Regions from separate parts of the Mus musculus genome. Here regions 1, 3, 4 and 5 are each linked to region 2. Evidence: chromatin loops called from intact Hi-C (ENCODE). Cell type or tissue: heart. All regions are shown on one strand. Region 1 overlaps Oxr1 (oxidation resistance 1). Region 2 has its middle 9.8 kb from the start of Gm46502. Region 3 overlaps Oxr1 (oxidation resistance 1). Region 4 overlaps Oxr1 (oxidation resistance 1). Region 5 overlaps Oxr1 (oxidation resistance 1).

What was found. Hi-C counts contacts between places; a loop is a spot of excess contacts. Peaks named below come from ENCODE experiments on the same cell type or tissue, not always from the same donor. Only the 100,000 strongest peaks of a DNase experiment are listed, where the experiment ranks them.
Region 1: it touches region 2 in a loop (2.9-fold over the local background); 4 of 42 quality-filtered maps call a loop at or near these places.
Region 3: a loop joins it to region 2, with 21 times the contacts of the local background. A loop is called at or near these places in 12 of 42 quality-filtered maps.
Region 4: a loop joins it to region 2, with 3 times the contacts of the local background. A loop is called at or near these places in 8 of 42 quality-filtered maps.
Region 5: it touches region 2 in a loop (2.8-fold over the local background); 3 of 42 quality-filtered maps call a loop at or near these places.

The regions. Positions count from the first base shown.
Region 1 is chr15:41,816,278-41,821,277 of GRCm38, forward strand. Oxr1 (oxidation resistance 1) reads left to right here. Exons shown (of 17, transcript NM_001130166.1): 8 at 805-989; 9 at 3,562-4,301. Among named protein-coding and RNA genes, the nearest start is that of Abra, 51 kb to the right of the region's middle. In heart, a CTCF peak has its summit at 2,655 (motif pointing right); no DNase peak of the experiment used is centred here; H3K4me3 peaks cover 993 bases; H3K27ac peaks cover 939 bases.
Region 2 is chr15:41,161,768-41,166,767 of GRCm38, forward strand. No RefSeq gene overlaps it. Among named protein-coding and RNA genes, the nearest start is that of Gm46502, 9.8 kb to the right of the region's middle. In heart, CTCF peaks have their summits at 1,260 (motif pointing right) and 2,021 (motif pointing right); no DNase peak of the experiment used is centred here; H3K4me3 peaks cover 936 bases; H3K27ac peaks cover 604 bases.
Region 3 is chr15:41,654,766-41,659,765 of GRCm38, forward strand. The region is part of intron 3 of Oxr1 (oxidation resistance 1); the gene reads left to right. Among named protein-coding and RNA genes, the nearest start is that of Oxr1, 210 kb to the left of the region's middle. In heart, a CTCF peak has its summit at 2,544 (motif pointing left); no DNase peak of the experiment used is centred here.
Region 4 is chr15:41,793,078-41,798,077 of GRCm38, forward strand. Oxr1 (oxidation resistance 1) reads left to right here. Exons shown (of 17, transcript NM_001130166.1): 4 at 4,397-4,479. Among named protein-coding and RNA genes, the nearest start is that of Abra, 74 kb to the right of the region's middle. In heart, a CTCF peak has its summit at 2,357 (motif pointing left); no DNase peak of the experiment used is centred here.
Region 5 is chr15:41,717,635-41,722,634 of GRCm38, forward strand. All of the region lies in intron 3 of Oxr1 (oxidation resistance 1), which reads left to right. Among named protein-coding and RNA genes, the nearest start is that of Abra, 150 kb to the right of the region's middle. In heart, a CTCF peak has its summit at 1,900 (motif pointing left); no DNase peak of the experiment used is centred here.

The DNA.
Region 1 (5,000 bases), 650 kb after region 2:
GGTGTTTTCTTTTGGACAAATTGCTCACTTATCTCAGTCTTTATTTTCACATCTGAAGAATAGGATATTTCAGAACAGTTTAGAAATAGTACCTATTTCAGAGCTAGGATTATGAGTCAACAGTGTACATGCAGAGTTTGCTACATATGAAAGAATAAATAATAATTCCTACCAATTGTGTCAACTGTTTATAAACCTTCATTGATAAAATGTAGACACTTAAGGTTTATAGCACTATTTATATAAGTTCATTTACAATTCATGGTCTTTAATGGCAAATGAAAAAATAGTTATGGCCTAATACGAATTTTATTTAATATACCAACTTTACAGATGAAGAAATATGCCCTAAAACTTTGTATTCTGAAAGTCCCATAACTGATGAATCGCAAATTCAAGTAAAACTGGTTACTTTTTTCAAACAGTATTTCTATGGAATTCTTCCTTTACCACTGATAATGAGTTATTAGTGCCCATGTAGCTGCATTTGGTACTTGTATGGAGGGAAGAACACAGGAGGTGGGGGCAGATTCCTGTAAAGCTTGGTCTCCTGCAGTGTGTTCTCTTCATAGTCAGGTCAGACTTCATCCCTCACATGATTGTTTTAGGCAGAACATGATATTCTTTGAATTGTGTCTCTGCTGAGGAAAAAAATAGTTTAGTAGAAAAGCATGTTTTCATGAAAGTGCCACAGTGCCTGAAAGCAGATGGCCAGAAGTCAGAAAAGGCACTTAACGAGGTACCTAGAATCTTTATGAAATTAGGAACCTTGGAGATTGAATGGTGCTTTCTGTTTCCTCCTAGGGCACAGTCAGTGGCGTCCTGCTAGTCACACCAAATAACATAATGTTTGATCCACACAAGACAGACCCCTTGGTTCAAGAGAACGGTTGTGAGGAATACGGCATCATGTGTCCGATGGAAGAGGTGATGTCAGCTGCCATGTACAAAGAGATTTTGGATAGCAAAATAAAGGAATCACTGCCCATGTGCGTATGTCACTGTACAGGCTGGTAGTTGGGCTTCACTCTTTTTTTTTCTTTGTTTTGTTGGTTGGTTGGGATTTTTTTTATATATATTTATATAGTTGAACCTTCTCTAATACTCTTATTTTCTTAGTCTTATTATAGCTGCTTTTTATTTTGTCAGTAGTAAAACAAGAATCTAAGCACTATTGGATAGTTGATTTTTAGTGTGCCTGGTATTTAGTTAGTAATTTCACTTATATTTACTTGGTTAAAGAATCAGATATTTGACAAGTAGCCTATAGTACTTTTGTAATTTAGTGCTTATCAATCCTTTGTTATTTAGACACAAAATCAAAAAAATTTAACTTATTCTGTATTATTAACAAATAGAATAACTGTCAAGTTCCATGAACGTACCGAAAGAGTAGCGTGTGTAGTTGTGAGTGTGGCACGGACCAAGGCCCAGTGTGGAAGTAATCAGAGCAGCTTTCCATTCACACTTACTGTAGGACTTCTGGGTAAGAAAGTGTCACATGGGAAGAGGAAGCCTCCAGGTTGCACTAGTGAAGGGTTTAGAGTGTGCTAATGTGGGAACTGCTGTAGTAGAATAGCTTAGATATGAAAGTGCCGGGTTAGGCACAGCCCGGAAAGACAGAGGAAGGGAAGAGGTTAGCGTGTAATAGAGACTCCATCCCACTCACTATGAGGCTGACAGCCATGTAAAAATGGCTTCACCTTCACTGATAACAGATAATTTACAGTCTTATGCCAGTTTAAAAATTAGACCTTGGGGTGAAAAAAGTTACAAAGGAGAAGGAGCTAGGTATTTTTTCAGTATATATATATATATAGTATGTAAGCTGTTACCCCTTCTTGGGAAAGGTCCATTTAGCCTGTAATGACAGTTACTGGTTTGGCGTGGTAAAATGATCTCTAGAAACACAAATAATTCCTAGAAAATAAGTATTCTAAACTACTGGATATATTTTTAAGTTGTCAACAAAAGCCAATTTCAGGAAAGAGAACAAAAAATAAAACATCAAACCACAATTAATTGAGCTTAGAGGTAGAGATGAGACACAGGCTGAAAAACCAGCTCCACGGGGGAAGAGGGACTGCTGCGCGTCAGGGAGAGCTTGTCCTGACCTTGCGTCTCAGTGTTTCAGAGTTAAATCCTGTTCTCTATGGTCTGGGACTGCTCTGCAAGGAAGATGGGGTGTCCCTTGCTTTTCAAGTGACCATTTTATCATTCTGCATATTACTTGGAAGGACAGGGACCTGGATTCAAACACTTTAAACAATGTCACTGGAAGGAAATATCCCTAAGTCTTGGCTTGTATGTTAATTGACATCAGAATTTGACTTCAAACAAGATAAATACATAGAGTGGCTTTGCAAAGTAATAGTTTGTTTGCACAGGTGAGGTAAAAGATGTTAATGGTTTTCCCTCTTTTTTAATGCTTGGAGAATTGATTTCTAAGGTACTGTCTAAACTGTGTTGAACAATGCACCATTAATGTTAACCTTTCAAAACATTACATTTCAGGCTAAAAAACTCACTTAAATCATAGCCTGTTAGTTTTTATCTTTGTTTCTGTTTTTAAACCTGCTAACAGCTAGTCTCTTGAGTGTGGCATCTCCAAAGCACGCTCAGGTCCTTGACCCTGTGGGTGCAGTTTAAGTGAATCACCATTAGATGGCACCATTGCAAACTTAGTATCTCCAGTTAGATTGCCTCTTTTAAAAGATGAATCCAGTACAAAGGCAGAAGGCACTTAAACTAAATCTTTAAAATAAAGATATGCCTTATGGAAAAATATATATATTGTTACAAAATCTTGAAAACCATAAGAAAGTTACATAAGAGACTTAGCCGTAATATCCACAGAAGGTCGCTCACTTACTGCCGTTCTGACTGGCATACTTGTTCTCTAGCCATACGTGCAAGGCATTGGTGCTTTGCCACTGAGACGTCAAGGAACCGTCATTCCAAATTGCTGACTTCTTAAATGATGCTTATTTCCAGAACATATATCTTGGGAACATTAGTATTTACCTAAAACAATGCCAGGAAAGTTGGATATGAGACCTCACCATAAAACGTTCATAATCTAACATCTTAGTTCGTTAACTGGACAGATTCTCTTAGCACTGTTCTGAGCTTATAGAGTTCCTTTAAATGTTTTGCCTCAGCTTGGTTCTCATTATTCATGTTTTTTACTCTCTCTTTGTATATAAATAAGTACTGCATATGTATATGATAAATTGAAATTTTCTATTGTCCCTGTCCTACCAATGAAAATTTTCTTTCAGTATTATAATTTCGTCAGGAATTTAAGTTATCAGACTTTGTGGTAGTTTTCTTACGAGGAGCGCTTACATTGATGTTTCCCAGATGGTAAACAGTTGATGAAAAACCTCGATGTAATGATGTGGTATATATGAAATGCATGGTGTTTGTATATTCTGTTGATAGCGCTACTTTGCTGTTTTTGAAAAGCCTCTTCTGTGATACTATTTTATTATTTGCTTGTAGAAGGTAAATTGATACAGTTTTTAATGTCTAATACTTTTTTATTTTCCTTAATAACAGAGAACTAGATCAGTTGTCAGGAAGGGGGTCCTGCCATTCAAAGAAAGCGACAGGAGTCTCTGCTGAGGACGCAGACCCGAGAGCGCGTGACCAGGGTAACGACAGTGCCAGCACTGCTCCCAGGAGCACCGAGGAGTCTCTCTCGGAAGACGCTTTCACAGAGTCAGAACTCTCTCCTATCCGCGAGGAGCTGCTCTCCTCGGAGCCGAGACAGGAGAAGTCATCTGATGCCTCGTCAGAATCTGTGCAGACTGTCAGTCAGATGGAAGTCCAGTCCTTGACAGCCACGTCAGAGGCTGCTAACGTTCCTGACCGCACTAGCTCTAACCCTGGGGCTCTATCTCATGAAACTGGCTTAAGTGGTCTGGAAACAGCCACTAAAGGAGGAGATAAAGCTACAGAAAGCCTTCAAGAAGTCTCAGGCCCAAAGGAACAAAGCACAGAAGTAAAAGGTCAGGATAACCAGGATTCTTCCCACCAGGAAAGTTCACTGCAGCAAGAGGCAGGTGAAGACAGTGTATCTTCTGGAGAAACAGTAGAACTGAAAGAAAAACCAGCTGTTCTTAAGGATCAACAAGGGCAGGAGCTAAAACGGGACTCAGAGACAGAAGTAGAGGAGCTGCGCAAACTCTGGAAAACTCACTCTATGCAGCAAGCCAAGCAGCAAAGGGACACGATTCAGCAGGTGTCACAGAGAGAAAGTAAACACAGCAGCGCAGCAGCAGACGCACATGGAGAGGGTAAGTGCTAGGGAGATGCAAGGCTGGTTAGTCTGTTTGATTGCATGTTGCTTTCTGCTTTCTCTCTGAGCAGAGACTGCTGACTTAAGGCAGTGTGAAGGAGAAGCAAACCACTCTTGACTGGCTTTATTCCGGGAACATGTCTGCAGTGCCTGGTCTCTGAACTTCTTTTCTGCCATGTTTAAGCACTCCTAATGCAAAGCACTTTCCATAAAGTCTGTCTTATGAACATGTTGTACCCACACTGTATAATACAGTGATTGCTCCATTTTCTTTTCAATTATATCATTACATATTTAATGTCCGAATTTCAATTTATAGTTACCAAAGTTTTAATTCCATAATTTTTGTAAAAAGAACTGTCGACAGTAAAAATCTACTTCTGCAGTTCTTTTACGTACGTAAAAATCCGATGCTCATCTGATTCGATGGCTTCCTTTAAAAACAAATGCTCAGGATAAAAGTTATCACTTCTTGTCTTAGTTCAGGTTTTGTTCATATGAGTATTACCGTAGTATAGTGTGCTTTGCTTAATACATTATGATTAAGTAGCTACGGCTCAAACATTTCCCAATTCTATTGATATATTGCCCACATTGATTCAATTTATATATGAGCGTTTTCTTAATTTCAAGTTTTTATTTTACTAAAATGATAATCTGTCTTTAACCTTTTTCAAAGGCTTCAAAAAAAACTGAA
Region 2 (5,000 bases):
AAGATGGCCTAGTTGGCCATCACTGGAAAGAGAGGCCCATTGGACTTGCAAACTTATATGCCCCAGTACAGGGAAATGCCAGGGCCAAAAAGTGGGAGTGGGTGGGTAGGGGAGGGGGGGGGGTCGGAGGGTATTGGGGACTTTTTGGATAGCATTGGAAATGTAAATGAGGAAAATACCTAATAAAAAATTAATTCTAAAAAAAAAAAGAATTCATTGTTCAAAAGTGCAAATCTAGATGGCAAATGAAACACAACTCAAGATCACAGAAGGCATAGAACCCCAGACTAAAGGTCAAAATGATGCCCTAAATTCCTTTAATGAACACCACTTTTGCTGTCTCCATTGCTTGCTTTCTCTGAAACCCAACAAGTGACGCGTTTTATTTCTTCCTCTTCCACAACTGGATCCTACTTTATAAAGTCAAGTACCAAGCGGGCTGTTGTAAACAGAAGTATTTAGGAAGCCTTCAGACAGGGAACAAAAACAAAAAAAAACAAAAACGCTGCCCTAAGATGCCTGTATCTTAAAGCAGAGGCTAAATCGCTCCTTTGTTTCTGCCTTGTTTTCCTTTAGTCCTCCATAAAACTCCTAATCCAAGATGAGAGATGTAAACAGGAAGTCGGAACTCCTCCTGGAAAACCCGCTCTCTCTGCTGCGAGGAATCTGAAAAGCACCATTCATCCTAGCAGCAGTGTCCCAGCCAACATTGTAGGAAGCGCTTGGCTTCTGCATTTGGAACATGCATCGAAAGCTTGTTTTCCATTCAGTGCCACAACGACAGGGGCCAGAGCATCTCAGCACATAAAATGCATGTCCTGCACCTTGGAAAGAGCTACTGAACTCATCCCAGGATGAAATGGAAGTCAAAGGGAGGATTTTCAGCTTAACTTAGATGCAGTTTATTCTTTAAGATACTAAGAGTGAGAACAAAACCAATTACCGCAGTATTAGGTAAAAGGTGTTAACTCGTACTTTTACAAAAGATGTTCTGCAGGGTTTGTAGTGGTTAGTGAAAGTTATGTAAGTAGGGGTATGTGTGTGGTTGGGGGAGTGTATGGTTAAATAAATTCAGATGGGAAGTTCAAATAAGTTCATTTCCTTTGGTTGGCCCTGTAAGTAAATTAACTAAGCATTTGGAACTTTGGCTATGGTGGATAAACAAATGTGAAAACGGCTCGCATTCCTTTTTTTCTTTTCTTTCTTAAATTATAAAACTTTCTCTTTGACTGATCATATCCAGGCGCGGTGTGCTCTTCTAGCCACAAGAGGGCAGCAACACTGTATTCTGAACCAAATGCTTCTGTAGATGCGCAAGACTGGCTCCAAATAAGTGATTCTCAAACTGTGGGTCGCGACCCGCAATTTTTTCAAGGGGGCTCCTAAGACCATCAGAAAACACAAACATTTACATTCATGCTACTAGCAAAATTACAGCTATGAAGTAGCAATGAAAATAATTTTATGGCTGGGGAACATGTTACAAGATGAGATACTATATTAAGTGATACCAAAATTAAGTTGAGAATCACTACTCTAAATAATCATACTAACAGTATAATAAATATATGTCCTTCTCCAAATGGCTTTTTGAATTCTGATGGTATTTTATGGCTGAAGATTTTTGAACTAAATGCCTTCAAAATATGTCCGTACAAATGAGACTATAAGAAACATGTAATAATTTTAGTAAGTGAATTTCAATGCCTTAAAGGAGCAAATATTTTAAAGGTTCTTTAAAATTCATTTTTAAAGATCACAATGTTAAAATTACCACAGTGACCTTTCCAATAATTTTTAATGCTCTTAAAGTGAACATGGAAGAGTTAACATTTGTTATGGTTACAGACCTTTTTATTTTAAAAAAAAACCATATTTTAAAACAGTGAAGTCAGTAAATAAGAAAACTTGTGAGGAATAGTTCTAATAACAGACACTGTTTGGATAGCTACCTGTCTGGATATTGAAACTGTTTTTCTTTTCTGTTTAGGATAAAGTAGTTGCATTATTTAGCCACTAGGTGGTGCTGCTCTTTAAATAACTGCCGCAGATACTTTGTAGCCCTACAGGAAGTTCATGTAATTAATGGAGAACCGAGAATTTTTCACAAAAGAACGGAATTGCTTATTCGAACAACCTCAGCCCACAGCAGTTACTCATTTTTATCCTTGAACTTGCTCCTTCCATTTCTCGGGCAACAAAAACAACTGCCATTTTATTACCTTCGACTTTATGAAAGTAAATGAAAACTGTTTCCCAATTCGAAGGGAAGCAGAGAATTCAAAGGATTCACCCACCTAATGGTGTGTTGAAGAGGCCAGTTCAGGACCTTTGGAAAATGCCACCAGACCCCTCCCCTCCTGGAAGAAAAAAGGTCATGGAACACTTAGGCACCCCTCCCCTCCAGAAAGGAGGGGCTAATTAACATTCCTCAGCCAAGGTGGGGCGGGAGACACTGATCAACCTCTACCTGCAGGCTGGGGAGGTCCAAAGGAGGTAAACACATTCTGTAGGACAGACCTACAGACAAGGCCACCTACAGACAAGGGAAGTTCTTGCCACCTCATTCCCCTAGTGACCAATCAGTTTAAAAATTACACTGTTCTGCCAATCACATTGTGACTAATGGCTGCTGCTCCGAAAACTGTATAAAAAACTCCCTGACTGGGCTGCTTGAGGCTGCCTCTCCTTCCGGTGCAGGATGACCCCAAACGCATTGGAACAATAAATTCCTCTTGCTTTTTGCATGCTTCCCCCACTCTGAGTGGTTCAATCAGGGGTCCCCAGTAAGCTAAGGCTCATCAGAGTCTTACAATGCCATCTTCAGATTCCAAAGTAACTAGATGTGCTGGGAGCGCAAACTTAATCCCTATTCATCAAAAGTCGCTCTGTTTAATTTTGGTCGCACAAATGACATCGTTATAAATAAACCTAATATGCTATCAGTCAATTATAAATGTTCAACTATTTCATAATAAAATACATTTCATAGTGGTCACTATTTGTATAGCTGAAAAAAATCCATCCTATTATGAAATATGGCAAAACTGATATGGGTTAATAACGTGTTGTAAAACTACTAATGGATAAAAACGTCTGACACTGAAGTCTACAGAAGCAGTGGGAAGGTTTTAGGTTCATTTTCCTCCTCGTCTAGTCATTAAATTAACCACCTCCAGGTTTTCACCTCAGTCCCCAGCTTGGAGGAAAAACAAAGAACAAGAAACTGCACCCATTTAATTCCAGAAGCTACATACAGCCTTCTTTTGTTGATATTATCAAGGAAAAAAACCTACCACCCCCACCCCCCACCCCACCCCACCTACGCCCACCCCTTCCGCAGTGATGGCTAAGTATCCTTGAACTTCCGTGCTTCCGAACCCATGTAGAAGTTCATGCTGCTAAATTCAGAATTCCAGGCCTTAACAGTCTTGATGAAGCTGACTTGCTACCTTGGCCCTTTCAGCCCTGTTGCTCCTGGGCCGGAGCACCTCTAACCATGGTGGTTGAGGTCCAGAGGCGGCGGTAGCTATGAATGCTGGGGACTGATGGGAGAAGGGTGGACTAGTCAGCTGCGGTGTATGAAAAAAATCAATTAAGTCTGCAGTTATTTCCAGGGGCTGTTTTGACAGTGGGTAAACGTCTACACCTATTTCTCAAGTTGCACCCAAGTTGTATTAGATCTCTATATATTGTTTGAGGCCCTGAAATATATTTTTAGTACTTGAATTCTTGATTATCCAAGTAAGCAAGCCAATTTGTGGTTGTTAAGGGTTTGTTGTTCATTTCTTTTCTTGTCTTTTTCGTTTGTTTTGGTTTGGTTTGGTTTTGGGTCAACTTGACAGAAGCTGGAATTATTTTGGAAGAGGGAACCTTAATTGAGAAGTTGCCATCAACAGATTGGCCTGTGAACAAGTCTGTGTGGGCATTTTCTTGATTAATGATTGACGTGGGAGAGCCCAGCCCTCTGTGGGCAGTGTCAATCCTGGGCAGATAGCCCTGAATGGTCTAAGAAAGCAGGCAGAGTAAGCTATGGAGAAAAAGCCAGTGTGCAGCACCAGTCCACGGTCTCTGCATGGGCTCCTGCCTCCAGGTTCCTGCTTGAATTCCTATTCTAATTTCCCTCAATGATGGACTGTGATGTGGAATTGTAAGCCAAATAAGTTTTCCCCCCACAAGTTGGCTTTGGTTAGTGTTTTATGACAGTGATCAAAATCAAACCAGGATGGCAGTGTAGTAATAAATAATAACTAAAATGTATTGATCATATGTTCTCAGTCTGTGTCCCCTACTCCTCTAAGTGCTTTTCAACAACAAAAGATAATTGCTATGACCACAGTCATTACACAGATAAAGAAGCTAAGTAAGTGCTGATATACATTAATTTCAAAATAATCGTAGAATTTTCTAACAGCTGTGGGTCTCTTTGAAGAGGCACAACCTGGTCAACTTTCTCCAGCTTTTACTGGATAAAGTAAGAAATATGCATTCACATACTGCCCAGACCCATCTTTCTCTCCTTTTCTACTGGAAATGGAACTACACACAGTTCCTCTGCTTGGGTAGCGGCTCCCTGCTACGCTGTCCGCAGAGGGTGATGCAAGGTCAAGCAGTTTCTTCCTGTTCTGGTGTTCGCCACAATTCCTTTCAGTCAGCAGACCATTCCACCTTGCTATAGGGTAGTTGCTACTTTTTTTAAAGATTTATTTATTTATTATATGTAAGTACACTGTAGCTGTCTTCACACACCCCAGAAGAGGGCATCAGATCTCATTACAGATGGTTGTGAGTCATTATGTGGTTGCTGGGATTTGAACTCACAACCTTCAGAAGAGCAGTTGGTGCTCTTAACCACTGAGCCATCTCTCCAGCCTGGTAGTTGCTTCTTGAAGCAGCTGTTGAATGCGACTTGCAGTCTGCTCAGTGTTCACAGCTTGCAGAGCTATGGCAGAAACAACTACGCTGTGCCCACCTTTGGAGACACCAACAGCAGCTGAGTA
Region 3 (5,000 bases), 490 kb after region 2:
CTTATGAGGCATTGCTTCCTTCAAACTTGATGAAATGCCTCACGTAGGCTGTGTGCTCTTTCGGAATTTGCTGGTTGAGACTGCTTTCCATTGCTTCCCCTTCCTTGGTCTTCTCATAGCTTTCCGTGTTCTCGATGACTTTCTCCAGGCTTTAAAAAAATAATAAACATGTAGAAAACATAGTGTTCTAAGGGGTATCTATCATCAAAGACTTTTGATTGATATAAGACAGTAGAGCAGACAGGTGCATATTTCCACTTTCAAAATTTAATGTTAGCACATTTCAAAAAAATGAATCAACCAGAAAATCCCATAAGGCGTATGTCACTGCCTCTTTGCCAGGGTCCTTTGCTCCTGCTTTTTGTCACATATGCAACCTTCTATACATTTCTGATTTATGAACTGATCAGGAAGAGTAAGTGTTTTGCCTTCAGAAAATAAAATTTGTCTTATAAACTCCTTATTCCATCTAAATAAGACAAAAAGGTTGACACACTAACAAGCTTGGACCATAGTGGATAAAAATCCCAAGACTATAGAAAAATAGAAGTCTAGAAGTTAAATTTCAGGACAGAGAAGTAAGCTGTGGGTTATTTTCTTGTTGTATTTACTCTGTGTGCATGCTTGTGCACACATTTATAGGGTGTAGTTACCTGTGTATGCACACGTTTCTGCATGTGGGTATTGGGTGCACTTGTCTATGTTGTACATGCACTTGTGCATATGTATATTCGCTGTACTTACTTGTGTGTGTATGTGCTTGTGCATGTGTGTATTGGCTGTACATACCTGTGTGTATATGCTTGCCCATGTATATGTTGAGTAGACTTACCTGTGTGTGTACATGGAAATCCAGAGGTTGACTTCAAGTGTCTTTTTTATTGTTCTCCATCTCACTTTATGAAACAGGATATCACCAAGACTGGCTTATCTCTACCCGACTAAGTACAAGTGTTACAGGCATGTCCTACCACACCTAGTTTTTGTGTAGTTCATGGGGATCTAAACTCTCATGCTTGTGCTGAAAGCACTTCACCCCCTGAGCCATCTTCCCAGCCTCATGGCAAATTTTTAATTCATGAATTTGCAATGGTTTGATTTCTTATCAGTTTCAAAAACATGTTTAATTACTGTGTTGAAAGAGTTGTTTGGATTCTCAGCTTTAATTTGTCTCTGTAACCTCTCTTCTAATTTGACTCTCAAAGCATTATTTTTAAAACTAAAATATATCAACTATGTAACTGAAAGTTCATTTCATAAAACAAATCTATTTCCGTATCCCTTCATTTAAAAAGTACCGTTAGTAAAAAAACAACAGCATTTTAAAACTCCATGTGTGTTACAGTTCTCTTCTGCAATGGGGCAGAAAGAAAAGGGGATTTATTAGAATGACTGACAGACTGTGGTGGACTGTCCCGTCTGCTCTTGACCAGCAAGAACAACACGACACAGTCGGATTCTTGCCTCGATACTTCTATGGGACCCCAGGCGCCCAGGGAGGCCTGCTTATATGCACCCCAGCACAGGAGAAGGCTCTGTGGCCCCCTCTGATTGGTCAGTCAGCCGGCACTCAATTTGCATGCACCCACTTGGGAAGGGTTGGCACCAAATTTGAATTGACGCCTGCGCAGTGGTGTTGTTTATGACAAAGGCAACCGGAAACCGGCACCATCTTGGAGTTGGCTTCCCACAGTGGACCACAGTCCAACAATGGCTAGCTACTGAGAGAAAGTCTAAGTTTTCAGTAATTGTTCAGTCTGCAAGTCTGGGTGTCTCAGTTGGTCTTCAGTATACTCCAGAATCCCACAAAAGTGGACTCTAATGCCGGTGAAGGAACGGACTCTCCAGTGTGAGCCAGAGGAAGCAGGCAAATAGCAAAAGTTTCTTTCTTCCTTGGTCATTATCTAGTCTGCCATGGCTGGAAGGTGTAGCCCAGATTTAAGGTGGAACTTCTTCTCTCAAAGAATCAGGATTTAGGGTGGGTCTTCACATTTCTAAAGATCCAATCTAGAGAACTCCCTCACAGGTGTACCTAGCCACTTGGCTTTTAGCTAATTGACGATGGAGTGCGGATGACAATCATGAATAGCCATCACAGGATGAATTAGGAATTTCATATTCCAGAATAAAATAAGTCCCTCTATCCTATCTCAGGTAATCCTCAGAACAATTCTGTTACACTCTGTCTATACAGATGAGGAATCATGTCTAAAAGATGCAGAAGAGGTAAACATGAACCATACATGACAGGCTCTGCAGGCAAAATTCGTTCCCCATTTTAGGCCTGAAGAGGCAGATCTGTCATTGAACAGGAGGACAGCCATTCCTCATAGGGGTTGAACAGAGATAGTCTATGGGTGACATAGTACAGTGACATTTCTAGAGGTAACACAGTGTCCTAAATAATCTCATGGAAAGAAACTGTACCCATCAACCTGTAGACCAGCCAGCCAATATGCCCTTTCTTTGCAGGGTACCTTTCAGTGTCTCAATTCAGGATTTGTACAACTGAAAATCCCAGGGATCCCTCTGGTGGTACAGTGCAGTACTACAACTAAGTCGATCCCTGGCCCTCTACAATTCACTGTATTTGAATCAAGCTGGAAGAATTTTTATTTTAAGAAAAGCTAGAACAATTTGAAATGCCTCTTTAGGTTAATGAGAGATGTAAATAGCTTCTCTAGGAATTGATTTTTGACCTCAGTTATCTTTCACAAACTTCTGTATAGCATCTATTTCCTACTGAGAGAACCTTAAGAAATAGATTATGCCTTCTTTGCACACATGGCTGTCCTTAATTAACCCTAATAGAAGGTGTTCATTAAAAGTAGCATCATATCAAAAATTGATAGCATGCAAACTCACTTTTTATAGAACAATCAGTCTTTGAATTCGTATAATAAAATTTCACTTATTTAGAATAAGTAGAGGGAAAGCTAGCTACTCTGTCTATATGAAGCCTCAATCTTCATTTGAACCTTTAAAAAGTAAAAATAAGTCACTAGATGAGTACTGCATTTTAGGTAAGAATGTCTCACTCTCCCCTCTCCCCTCTCCCCTCTCTCCCCTCTCCCCTCTCTCCCCTCTCCCCTTTCTCCCCTCTCTCCCCTCTCCCCTCTCTCCCCTCTCCCCTCTCTCCCCTCTCTCCTCTCTCCCCTCTCCCCTTTCTCCCCTCTCTCCCCTCTCCCTTCTCTCCCCTCCCCCCCCTCCCCTCTCTCCCCTCCCCCCCCCCTCTCTCTCTGTGTCTGTGTATTCTGCTCTGTTCTGCCCTAGACAGCTTCTCTTGCTACTCATAAAACTCTGGTTGAGGCAGCTCTCTCTTCAGGTAAAAATTCTACAAGATATCTGGATAGCTCATGTTTTTCTGACCAATGTTAGAAAAACTGCTACAAAAGAACTATTAAGTCATCTGACCAAGTCAGAAATCCTGTTAAGAAAAAAACTCATCAAGAGCCGCTTTGCTCTCCAAAGATCTCCAGACTGCTCAGCTCTCACTAGCGAAAATTATAGAGAACTGCTACCACTTTCTGCTAGTTCATCCCATGAAGACCAAAAGCCATTTTTAAATTTACATATCAATTCAGTTCTTTATTCCAGGCTCCCTTTTGATTATTCTATGAATCTACATACTGGTGGCCCCAGCCCTTTGATTCTTAGGAAACAGCAAGCATAAGTTTTCTTTTAAGATAGCAAAATCATTTAGAGATCTGATTGCCTCAGTTACACAAAGACGCTAAACTAGCTGGGTGGGACCCTATCCTGAAATTACCATATGTACCACACCTGGGGCTAACCTTGCCATGTCCCAGGCTGACCTTGAACTCAGGAATCTGCCTATATTTGTATCTGCTTGCCTTTGTATCTTTCTGATAAGTTGACTCATTAATGCAACTCCCTTTGTTCCTTTAGATTCATGAAGTTCTCATAATTCATATTGCGTCCTTATTTTTGCATAGTTGAGAAATTATATATTTTCAAACTCATGTATTTAGAGCTCTTCTCCATAACCTTTAGGGCTGAAAGTCCCAGTGCTTGCCATTTGCTGAGACATAGCCACACCTTCACCTCCTGGACTCCTGCTGTCTGATTATCAAGGAGTCAATAACATTAACAGAGAAACCATTCCTCGGAGGAATGTGAAATAATATACATTGTTACACAAACAAGTGTTATGCCACTACAGTCATCAATACTGCTGGAGGCTCACACTGGGATTCTGTCCTAGGGGCAGGAACCAAGTCTCTCTGTCCCCACCAGGGCCACGCCTGCTCAGCAGCCAAAGAAAGTCAAAAGCTTGTGGGTTCAGCTGGGTGGAGTATAGTGAAATTAAATATCAGAGAGAATTTAACAAATTCTAGAATGTCTACAGTTTTTATTTTTCTAAATATAGCTGTTGTCTGTCTAGAAGAGTATAGATGTCACTTTGCCTCTGTAGAATGTCAAGATTAGCAGACATTCAAAGTGACTTTAATCAGTTGACAGTTGAAGTATGGTCACTCAGTGGGGTCTCTCTCTCTCTCTCTCCCTCTCTCTCTCTCTCTCTCTCCCCCCCCCCAAAGACTTTAAATTCAAACTCCATTTTAGAGAACCTGACCTAAGTTTGAACTCAGGTAGACTAACTGCTAACTAGCATTAGTTTCCAAGTTGTCCCCAAGAAAGCCTGAGCCTAGCTTCAGTCTCTAGGCTAATCCCCAACAAGAGCAGAGTTTCTAGGTAATTCCCCCAACAAACCTGCACCCCCAGGTTACAAGACCTAATGGTCCCTTCCTAATGACCACCAATGCAGAGTAGAGCAGAAGTAAAGTTTATGATCTGACTCCCAGCACCAGACAACTAGGTTGAAGGCCACAACAGCTTTCCAATTAGATGCTTATGCATGTACTCCCTGCTTACTGCTTACTATAAAGCTTTGCCCCAATAGACAGTCTGGGCTCCCCGACCACCAAAACTGGCCTGTGTGCTGGTGGTGCGTAGGGGGTGGGGGTAGTGGGTGAATTAGC
Region 4 (5,000 bases), 630 kb after region 2:
AGAGATTGCTAGTTTTAATTTACTAGCAATCAAAAGAGCGAAATGTGAATCAATATAATTTCAATATTAATATATAATATTATGTATCAATTATATATCAAAATAAAAGTATAAATCAGTAGCCATAAGACAAAGATCAACCCGATTGACCATCCAGGATAAACAGTTATTCCTGATTTTATGAGTAAAGAGAAAAACTCTATAAGATAGCAAAAATAACTAAAATAACCACTGAAAAAGAACCCTTATTATCCTTTTAGACTCCAATTTCAAAACTTAATTTTTTGTTTAGTCGAATATATCTTTATGTGCCATGTGTGTGCTTATGTGTATACATGATTCCTTGGGCACTCAAGTTTGTGTGACTGTGTGTGAAGGCCCAAAGTTGATGGTAGATCTCTTCCTCTGCCTCCCCTGGGGCAGAGTCTCCCTGAGTTCACAGGATCTTGCTACTCTGGCTAGCCACGTTGCCTTGAGGATCTCCACTCTTCCCAGAGCTCGGGATTGCAAGTGGGCTGCCATGCCTGCCCAGCCTTTACATGGCTTCTGGGGGTAAAACCTCAGTTTTCACACTTGCCAAGCAGCGGTTTTCTAGCTGAGCCACCCCACGCCCAGCCCTTCCAAAGGTCTGTTTGCAAACATTCTGATGCAGTCAATAGTGATGGAGCAACAGCTTTATATATGGATGAAGCAATCCAGGTATGCACTTATCCCCGGGTCTCTGAGTGGTTGTTTAGATTTTAAGGTACAGATTTTGGATTATATACTGAAACCTATAGACTTTGTAACAATGGAAATGTTTTGTGGTATTTTTGATGTCCAGTATGAACGCTATTATGCAAATATGGCTAATAAGTATTTTAAATGTGATTTTTATTTTTTTTAAATTATATTGAGAAATTTGGCTTTTGGATTTATAGCTAGAGTTTTTTATTTCATATTTGCAGTTTTTATTTTGCTGTGATCACTGACATATACCCACACGGTCACATATACTGGAGTCAATAAATATGATAATAGCTAATGATAAAGGAAAAATTCAAGGGTATTTGTTCAAGACTGGTCAGAAACTTTACTTAGGATCATCATATAGTCTTGGGGACCCTAGAAAGTGGATTTTGCTGTAGGAAAGAAAGTCTAACCGTTTCCAGTTATACCTGGGTAACTGAACACAGGATGATGGAAAACTGACAAAAGGCTATGATTCATCAGACCCTGGGGGTCAGACTTACTGAGCCACTGTGGATGACAGAGAACCTGATGAGCAATGGGAGGTGTTTAGGTGTGGGACATGGGTGAAGGGGGTGGGTGGGGTGGAGTGTCCTGTTAAGCTGTTAAACTGACTTAGCAGAATTCTAAACTGGATTGTAGAAGAAGAGCACATACAGGACTTTTTTTTTTTTTTTTTGGTGGAACTGATCTATCTATAAAGAAGCTATACATTCTGAAGACTGCACTTGTAAGTCAATTTAACCTGAGCATTCAGAGACTATCATTGAATATATTGTTGCTGGAATCTCTTGTAGTGGAAACAAATGTAGAATGATGGCTAGTTAGAAAAGAAAGCAGATCTTAATGAAAGATCATACTTGTGTCTGAAGAGATTATCCCTAAGGTGCGTCTGATTTCAAAGCATTACCTAGTTGGTATTGTTAGAATCTTACTCATTTTCAGTGGAACGTCTTAAATATGATGTGAGCTGTTTTGTCTGCCACTCCTTTTTTATAACCTGGTATTTATTCATTGTTTCTTTTACAATTTGCATGTTTATAACATTCAGAGTTGGTTTTATCAGCACCATTTTACATCACTTATTTCAGATCAGTAGACCGTCTCCTGTACTGCCTTTCTGTTCTCATTTTGATAAGCCTGCTTTGGTTTATGTCTTGTGGCATTGAATGACAGTTTCATATGCCTGCAATTCAGACTCTTCACTTTTCCCTCCAGTCGACTTGCTTTACATGCATGAATTATTGAGTAATTCTTTGATATTTCCTGCACAGTGATTTAACCTGGAGCAAAACTAGGAATTGGTTCGTGGGTATGCATACACTGGGTGGAGTAATCTTTTAGGACTAACATCTTTTCTCCAGGATTTGTGTTGGTGGAAGGGCAACCTGTGTGAGAGTCATCTCTGATTGGTGATACAGGAAAAGGGAAAGCTATAAAAGTGTCAGCTTTAACTTAATCCCTGCGACCACATATCTCTGTCCTTTTTCCTTTGGATGAAGGCAGTCATGGCTGTGTCTGACATCATGAGAACGATCAAATTTATTCTATATTTCACCACCTGGAAGGCTATGAAACAGTGCAATGGCCTGAGGGCTTACTTTGCATTATATTTTTGGCTCCCTCTGTTGGCGACTTACGAAGCAACAGAAGTAAAATTTGATTTAAAATTTACAAATATTATAAGATAGTCTATTTTTTTCATCCAGAAAATTAGTTTTATAATATACAAATATTATAAAATTAGTTTTATAATATACAGTTTTATATAGTTTCAGATATATACAGAAGAGTTAAGAGAATATTCTGATGTACAAAATTAACATTCTTTTTAAGAAATTTAGCATTTTGCACTCTGCCAGAAATACAGGCTAGTGCCAGTTTTCCTACTGACAGTACGTGGTTAAGCATCTAAATTTTCACTCAGTCTGGTACTTAGGAAATGTTATGTCATAGTGATTTAAATTTGCACTTCACTAGCTGTCTGTGAACCTAGTTCTCTCTGCCTTTTGTCCATTGTTTACATTTGACTTTTAACAGCCTCTCTACTTTGAGCTCCTGAGATGTTTGGGATACAGAGGTAAAGACTGGTTTTTGTGTCTGCCACACATCTGCCCTGATATCTTTGTGGTATACACACTACAACCTTTGTTTGTTTGTTTGCTTGTTTATTGTGTGTGTGGGTGTTCCAGAGATGGAGTCACCAGGAGTGAGGGTGGGCCTGTACCTGCTGAGCTATCTCATCGGCCTATATTTTTCCTTATGGGAAGTATACTGCAGTTATAAGAATTATGGTGGGGACTGGTGAGATGGTTCAGCAGGTAAGAGCACCTGACTGCTCTTCAGAAGGTCCTGAGTTCAAATCCCAGCAACCACGTGGTGGCTCACAACCATCCGTAACAAGATCTGACTCCCTCTTCTGGTGCATCTGAAGACAGCTACAGTGTACTTACATATAACAAATAAATAAATCTTTAAAAAAAAAAAAAAGAATTATGGTGGTACTAGTTTAAATCGTGTCAGAATGTGTCCGTTCAAATTAGTGGCTCGCCATACTCCAGGCCATTGGTAGGTACAGAGGGGAATTTGTAGAATGAAGCACACACATTGTGGAGGCTATAGTTTCGAGGCAGCGATTACAAACACAGATGGCAATTTTTAAACTATAGCAAATTAAGTGAAGATCAAAATTTGCAATTCTTAGCAGCTGGTCTTGCTTGGGGAAATATTGGGGCAGCTTTAACTGTTTCTAAATTGGCTTCTGGGGGATTCAAACACTGTTTAGTATAATTTAAACTAAAATAACTGATCTGATGGTTACAAGTAAATGCGGTAAATACGTTCTCATGTAGTCAAAGTGTCAGTTAAGTTCCGCCAGTGGGAGATCCAGGAGACCTGCATTTCTCTAGATTATTTTAGTTTCAGAACTAATCTTTCTTGGAGAATTGTAGTTTTAATTTTGGGTAAATACAGTACTTTGCTATGTTTACTATCATTTCATTCTGAGACTTTGAACTAGTACTTCAGGAGAGTTTATGTGAATCACTTAAGATGTTTAGATAGGAAGGTATTTTATCACGATAGTACATGTGATCATTGTTACAGGGAGAATAGCTGAGAAAATTCACAAACACACATTTCAGACTGAAGCCAGCAGCTGACAGTGGCTGACAATAAAGGTTTATTTGTTTACATATTTTACGTCAGAGTGCTTTATATCTGTGTCTGCACACCAGAAGTGGGCATCCATTGAGCCCTTCCTTCACAGGTTGTTGTGAGCCAACACGTGGTTGCTGGGAATTGAATTCAGACATTCTAGAAGAACAGAGCAGCCAGTGCTCTTAACCACTGAGGCCTCTGTCTAGCCCCTGATGCTGATAATTAAAGAGCTACGTGAAATACTTTAATCAGCAACTGAAAAAAAATTATCATTCGATCTAAAATGATGTATTTTTTTATAGAACCACACACTACAATTCTGTCCTTCTTGCCTATAGAGAATTGTTCCTGTATATGTTAATGGGTCCTTTTTAGATGTTAGTTAATAGCAATAACAACGATAATCCCCTCTAAGTTAGTGAGTTTTCTCTTGCTGTGAGCTCCCTCCTGCAGTTGTTGTCATTACTCCGAAAGGAAAATGTAAAGTGTTTTGCTTCCTTTTTCTTAGACACTGGCCAAAAGAAGACCTTAGACAAGAAAGATGGGAGAAGGATGTCTTTTCAGAAGCCTAAAGGAACCATTGAATATACTGTAAGTTACTTTGGCAGAAGCAATCTATCTCTGTGACAGTCTTACCAAAGGCGTTTTCTGTTTGACTGCACATGAGTCAAGTATTGTTAATTGCCTCGCTTTGAAAATCTGACTTTGTTGTGTGTTACTTTCGTTAATAATAATCCTTGATTCTTAACTGCATTTTATGATTTGTTTTTCTTACTGTGTTCTACAAAGACAGTATTCTGGCAAGTTAAACTTAATAATGATGATAACTTAGAGTCAGAGTTCTATGCTGTAATAATTTTATTAGATTAGGCTTTTAGGAAAATATTTACCTTTTTAAGAATGCTCTTAACTGAGTTCCCATCGGTGCTAATGTTAGTGCTAATGAGAGGTGGGACCCTTACAAGCTAGGGTGAGTACTGAGTTACCTCACTGTGAAGCAGGGTTTCTGCTGCTCTTGAATCAAGCCTCAGACAGTGTTGGTGTTTCTCATTTCTGGTTACAGCGGACAGCTGAGATGAGAAATAAGTTCTGGAGTGTGGCATTTTGCTCAC
Region 5 (5,000 bases), 560 kb after region 2:
TATTGAGAAATTTATACATTTATTTTGGATTTTCCACTTTGTTATAGCATAGGTTTTTTTTTTTGTTTTGTTTTGTTTTTAAAGTATTCCCTTAAGAGTCTCTGGATTTCCTTGCTGTCTCTTGTGATGTCTTTCTTTTACTTACAACTTTATTAATTTAGATCCTTTCTCTCTGTCTTTTAGATAAATTGGTTAATGGTTGGTCAGTCTTATTGATTTTCTCAAAGAACCAACTCTTCATTTTATTGATTCTCCATTGTGTGTGTGTGCATGCCGCATGTGTACATGTGCCTGTGTGTGCCTGTTTGTATGTGTGCATGCCGCATGTGTACATGTGCCTGTGTGTGTGTTTCGATTTCATTGATTTCTGCCCCGAGTTTGATGATTTCTTGCCATATACGCTTTTTGGGTGTTATTTCGTTTTGATGTAGAGCTTTCAGGTGTGCCAATGAGTTACTAATAGTAAACCTGCCCAATTATTTGATACTATTTAGTACTACGAACTTGCTTCTTAGAACTGCCTTCCTTGGGTATTATCTTAGTTAGGGTTTCTGTTGCTGCAACAAAGTACCATGAACAAAAGACAGGTTGTGGAGGAATTTGGCTTATACTTCCATATTGCTGTTCATCAGCAAAGGAAGTCAGGACAGGAGCTGTAACAGGGCAGGGACCTGGAAGCAGGAGCTGATGCAGTAGCCATGTGAGGATGGTGCTGCTTACTGGCTTGCTCTTCCTGGCACGATTGGCCTGCTTTCTCACAGAACTCTGGACCACCAGCCCAGGGCAGGCATCAGCTGTGAAGGGATGGGCCCTCCCCACATCAATTACTAAGTAAGAGAATGCTTTATGGGTGGATGTTATGGAGGCATTTTCTCAATTAAGGTTCCCTCCTTTCCAATAAACCTAGTTTGTATCAAGTTCACCTAAGACTAGCCAGCACATGTTTATAATTTCATTCAGTTCTATAAAGTTTCTAATTTTCTTGTGAATTTCTGTCATGGCCCATTTTTCTCTCAGTAGTGAGTTGTTCACTTTCCACCAGTTTATGAACTTCTGTTGTTGTTGGTATTTAGCTTTAATTCATGGTGGTCAGGTAGCATGCACAGTGCTTTTTCAATGTTTTTGTATCTGTTCAGAGTTGCTTTGGGTCTGACTGCTTTGTGGTCAATTTCAGAGAAACTTCCATGAGCTGTCTAGAAGAAACTATGTTAATTTGTGTTTAAATGGAAAAATCTATAGATGTCTGTTAGCTCCATTTGATTTGATGATGGTATTTAACTCCAGGATTTCTCTGTTTAATTTTTGTCTGGATGACCTGTCTATTGGTGAGAGTGGGATATTGAAGTTACAAACTAATTGCCATCCCTCATTTCCTTTCAAAACAAGCAGTTTCTTGTAATGTCACACAGTAGGGGTAAAGCTCCCACTAAGAGCTCTGTGTTGTTGCTGCATGAGTCTAGGCAGACTACTTAAGTTCAGATTAGTTCGTTTCATTGTTTCATATGTAACTCAAAATTTTTGTGAGTTACACAGTGTAATTGTCTATTCATTTACTCTTATTCCCCACTTCTGGAAAACAGGACAAAGCTGAAAACAAGAACTGTAGCTACGTCCCTAGTCCAGCTCTTCCAGGGCCTGTAACTAACTGCTTCCCACTTGAATAAAGGCAGCAGTCAAGCCTGGGTTTTCCTGGATCGATGAACTAAAAGCTTCCGTTTATCCAGAGAGAAAGGATAGCTTAACACCTCTTTTAAGGCATCAGCTCTTTTCTTATTTCATAAAAAGTAAATGCACGTTTTACCCATTTAACAGTAAGCGCGATGGTACTCATTTAGTGGGAAGCAAGGGGACAGAGGTCCTTAGAATCATAGATGCCTTTGTTCCAAGGCAGTGCTGCCATCTGCTGCTGGAGACACAGTTTTTCTTCCCATGTCCACAATTTAGTCAGACTCCCACCAGTGGAGGGGAACCTTAACCCCTGAAACTGAACATACTGCTGTGGGTGGTGGAGGGGAACCTTAGCCCCTGAAACTGAACATACTGCTGTGGGTGGGGGAGGGGAACCTTAGTCCCTGAAACTGAACATACTGCTGTGGGTGGGGGAGGGGTACCTTAATCCCTGAAACTGAACATACTGCTGTGGGTGGGGGAGGGAGACTTACGATTAGAATATTGAGAAGCACTTCATCTTAGCTTATCTCCTTACCCTGTCCCTACTAAGTGTTTATTGAATCCCCATTACCATGCAGAAATGAAAGATCAGGACCTCTACTAACAGAGTTTATATGCATGTATGAATAACTAGCCAGTAAACAGGAAAGAGCATCAATGCATAAATAAGATGGTGGCATGTGCATGAAACATAGCGGTAGTCCATATATATGGACACGGTGAGTGCCTAAAACTAAAGTTTTCAAGGAGGTAATGTGAACTCAGTAAGGAGGGAGGGAGAGACAAGACTAGGAAAGCTAAGAACTAGGAAGTAAATGGAGAAAATCTGACCTGCATTTGAATGTGCAGAAAACAGCATGAATGAAGCCCCCCTCCCAAAGGTGAGTTTGGAATATGAAAGGCAGGAAAATTAAAAGAGTCATTCTTGAGTTAGTAGAGAAACAAGCACGGGAAGCCAGGGATGGTGGTACACACCCAAAATCCCAGAATTTGGGAGGAAGGGATGGGAGGATTGAGAGTAAAAGGTCATGAGCTAAAAGCAGTATCTTTGAGATCATTTGGGATACAAGAGACCTTGTCTCACCTTCTGCCCCCTAAAAAGGAGAGGCAGCTGCATGCAGGATGGCTGAAATCTGGAAAAGGAGTTTGGATTTCATTACAAATAGCGAGAGGAAGAAAACCTTTGAAGGATTTTTAACCAGAGAAGTGACCTCATTTATGATATAAGAAACTCCAAACGCTGACACCATTACATACACTAGCAAGATTTTGCTGAAAGGACCCAGATGTAGCTGTCTCTTGTGAGTCTATGCTGGGGCCTAGCAAACACAGAAGTGGATGCTCACAGTCAGCTATTGGATGGATCACAGGACCCCCCAATGGAGGAGCTAGAGAAAGTACCCAAGGAGCTGAAGGGATCTGCAACCCTATAGGTGGAACAACAATATGGACTAACCAGTACCCTGGAGCTCTTGTCTCTAGCTGCATATGTATCAAAAGATGGCCTAGTCGGCCATCAGTGGAAAGAGAGGCCCATTGGACATGCAAACTTTATATGCCCCGGTACAGGGGAACGCCAGGGCCAAGAAGTGGGAGTGGGTGGGTGGGGGAGTGGGTAGGGGAGCGTGTGGGGACTTCTGGGATAGCATTGGAAATGTAAATGAAATAAATACCTAATTTAAAAAAAAGAAACTCACTGTATAAGTTCAGAAAAACATAGTATCTACCAAGAGCTGGTAAAAGGAAACTAATTGGAGTAACTGGTAATCTAACCCCCAAGGCCTCCTCTACTGTAAGAATAACTTCCTAATCCCTAGAGAGCCCTCCCCAGAGCCTGCAGTCTACTTCATATCAATGTCTGCTGGTGTCTCTCAGAGTGACCCAAGCAGTAACTATGAAAGCCATCTGATAATAGAATGATAATAACCAGACTCAGTTGTGGTACCATCCAGTTCATGTGTAGATAACCTCACTGTACCTCAACATAGTCCATAGCAGGTGATTACATTCGTGGCTATTTAAATCACCATACCCCATATCTTCAGCCTGGTCCTTGCAAAGTCTGTACTTCATAATACGTACTTAGCAGTAGGGGTCTTTTGACACCTCTTTTTTAGAGACCTATGAAGAATAACTCACATTTCTAGATGGAAAACTGCTTTATACTCAAACTTTCTTCCGAGCTATAAAATGCCTTGAAATGGTTCTTTCTCTCAATTAGAAATATTTGTCTTGGGGCTGCAAAGATACATCACCAATTAAGAACACTGGTTGCTCTTCAGTAGGACCTGGGTTTGACTCCCAGCATCCACTTGGCAGCTCACACCTATCTGTAACTCAAGTTCCTGGAGATCTAGGATTCTATTCTGGCCTCTGCAGGCACCAGACACATACATTGTACACAGATAAACATACAGGCAAACCCCATACACATAAATAACAAAACCAAATAATAAATTCTCTTTGCCCAAACATTAAGGAATTTGTTATCAAATCTTTTAGCCACCTTATATCACTTTATTTGCCACTTTAAGATGGAGGAAAATCTCTGTTTCATGTAAGGACTCAGAAATGAATCCAAAGGTCAGCCAGTTCTCAGACTTGTTCCTTTGATGTGTGGATTTAAGAGACAAAAGGGTAATAACAGTTTTTTTTTTCTTCATTTAAGTGAAATTGCATGTAAGCTATTGATCAAAAGAAGACACTTGCTTACCTGTTGGTAACAGAGATGCAAACACAGTGTTTTGTTTTTGTTTTTGTTTTTTAAATAAGCCTTGTGTTCATGTAATGTGGTCAGAGACAAACATCTCAGATTCTACAAACTTATCATTCCCTCCTCCTTTTATGCCATGCTATGCATGATTTCTATCTTTGAGATAGACACTAGAACTCCAACTACTGTGTTTCCCATAGATTTTCACTCGAACACCTTTTCAGCCTATTGCGTTCACCTGTCCCTGGAACTCCTAATTACCTCTAGGATTTTAATAGTGTGTATTCTGTGAGCCCTTTACAGAGGCACAAGATCAAGGCCATTGGGCTGGGGGTGGGGAGGATTCCAACCTAATCCCTACATGGTTCCTGGTGAGGCTGGATCCACCAAGATAAGTGTCCACTTTTGTTTAAGTTGAATAAACGGTATCATAGAGTACTGGGTTCAGAATGGCAGTGGGTTATGGAACAACTTGGTTTCATTAAATCTGGTTCGATTATGTCCATTTGCAAAAGAGTACCCCATATTAAGACCTTCTTTATCCAATACTCCATGTCCTGGACAGCCAATCTCTTTCTCCGTGTGACTCATTCTTTCCCTGAAGTATCGCATCTAC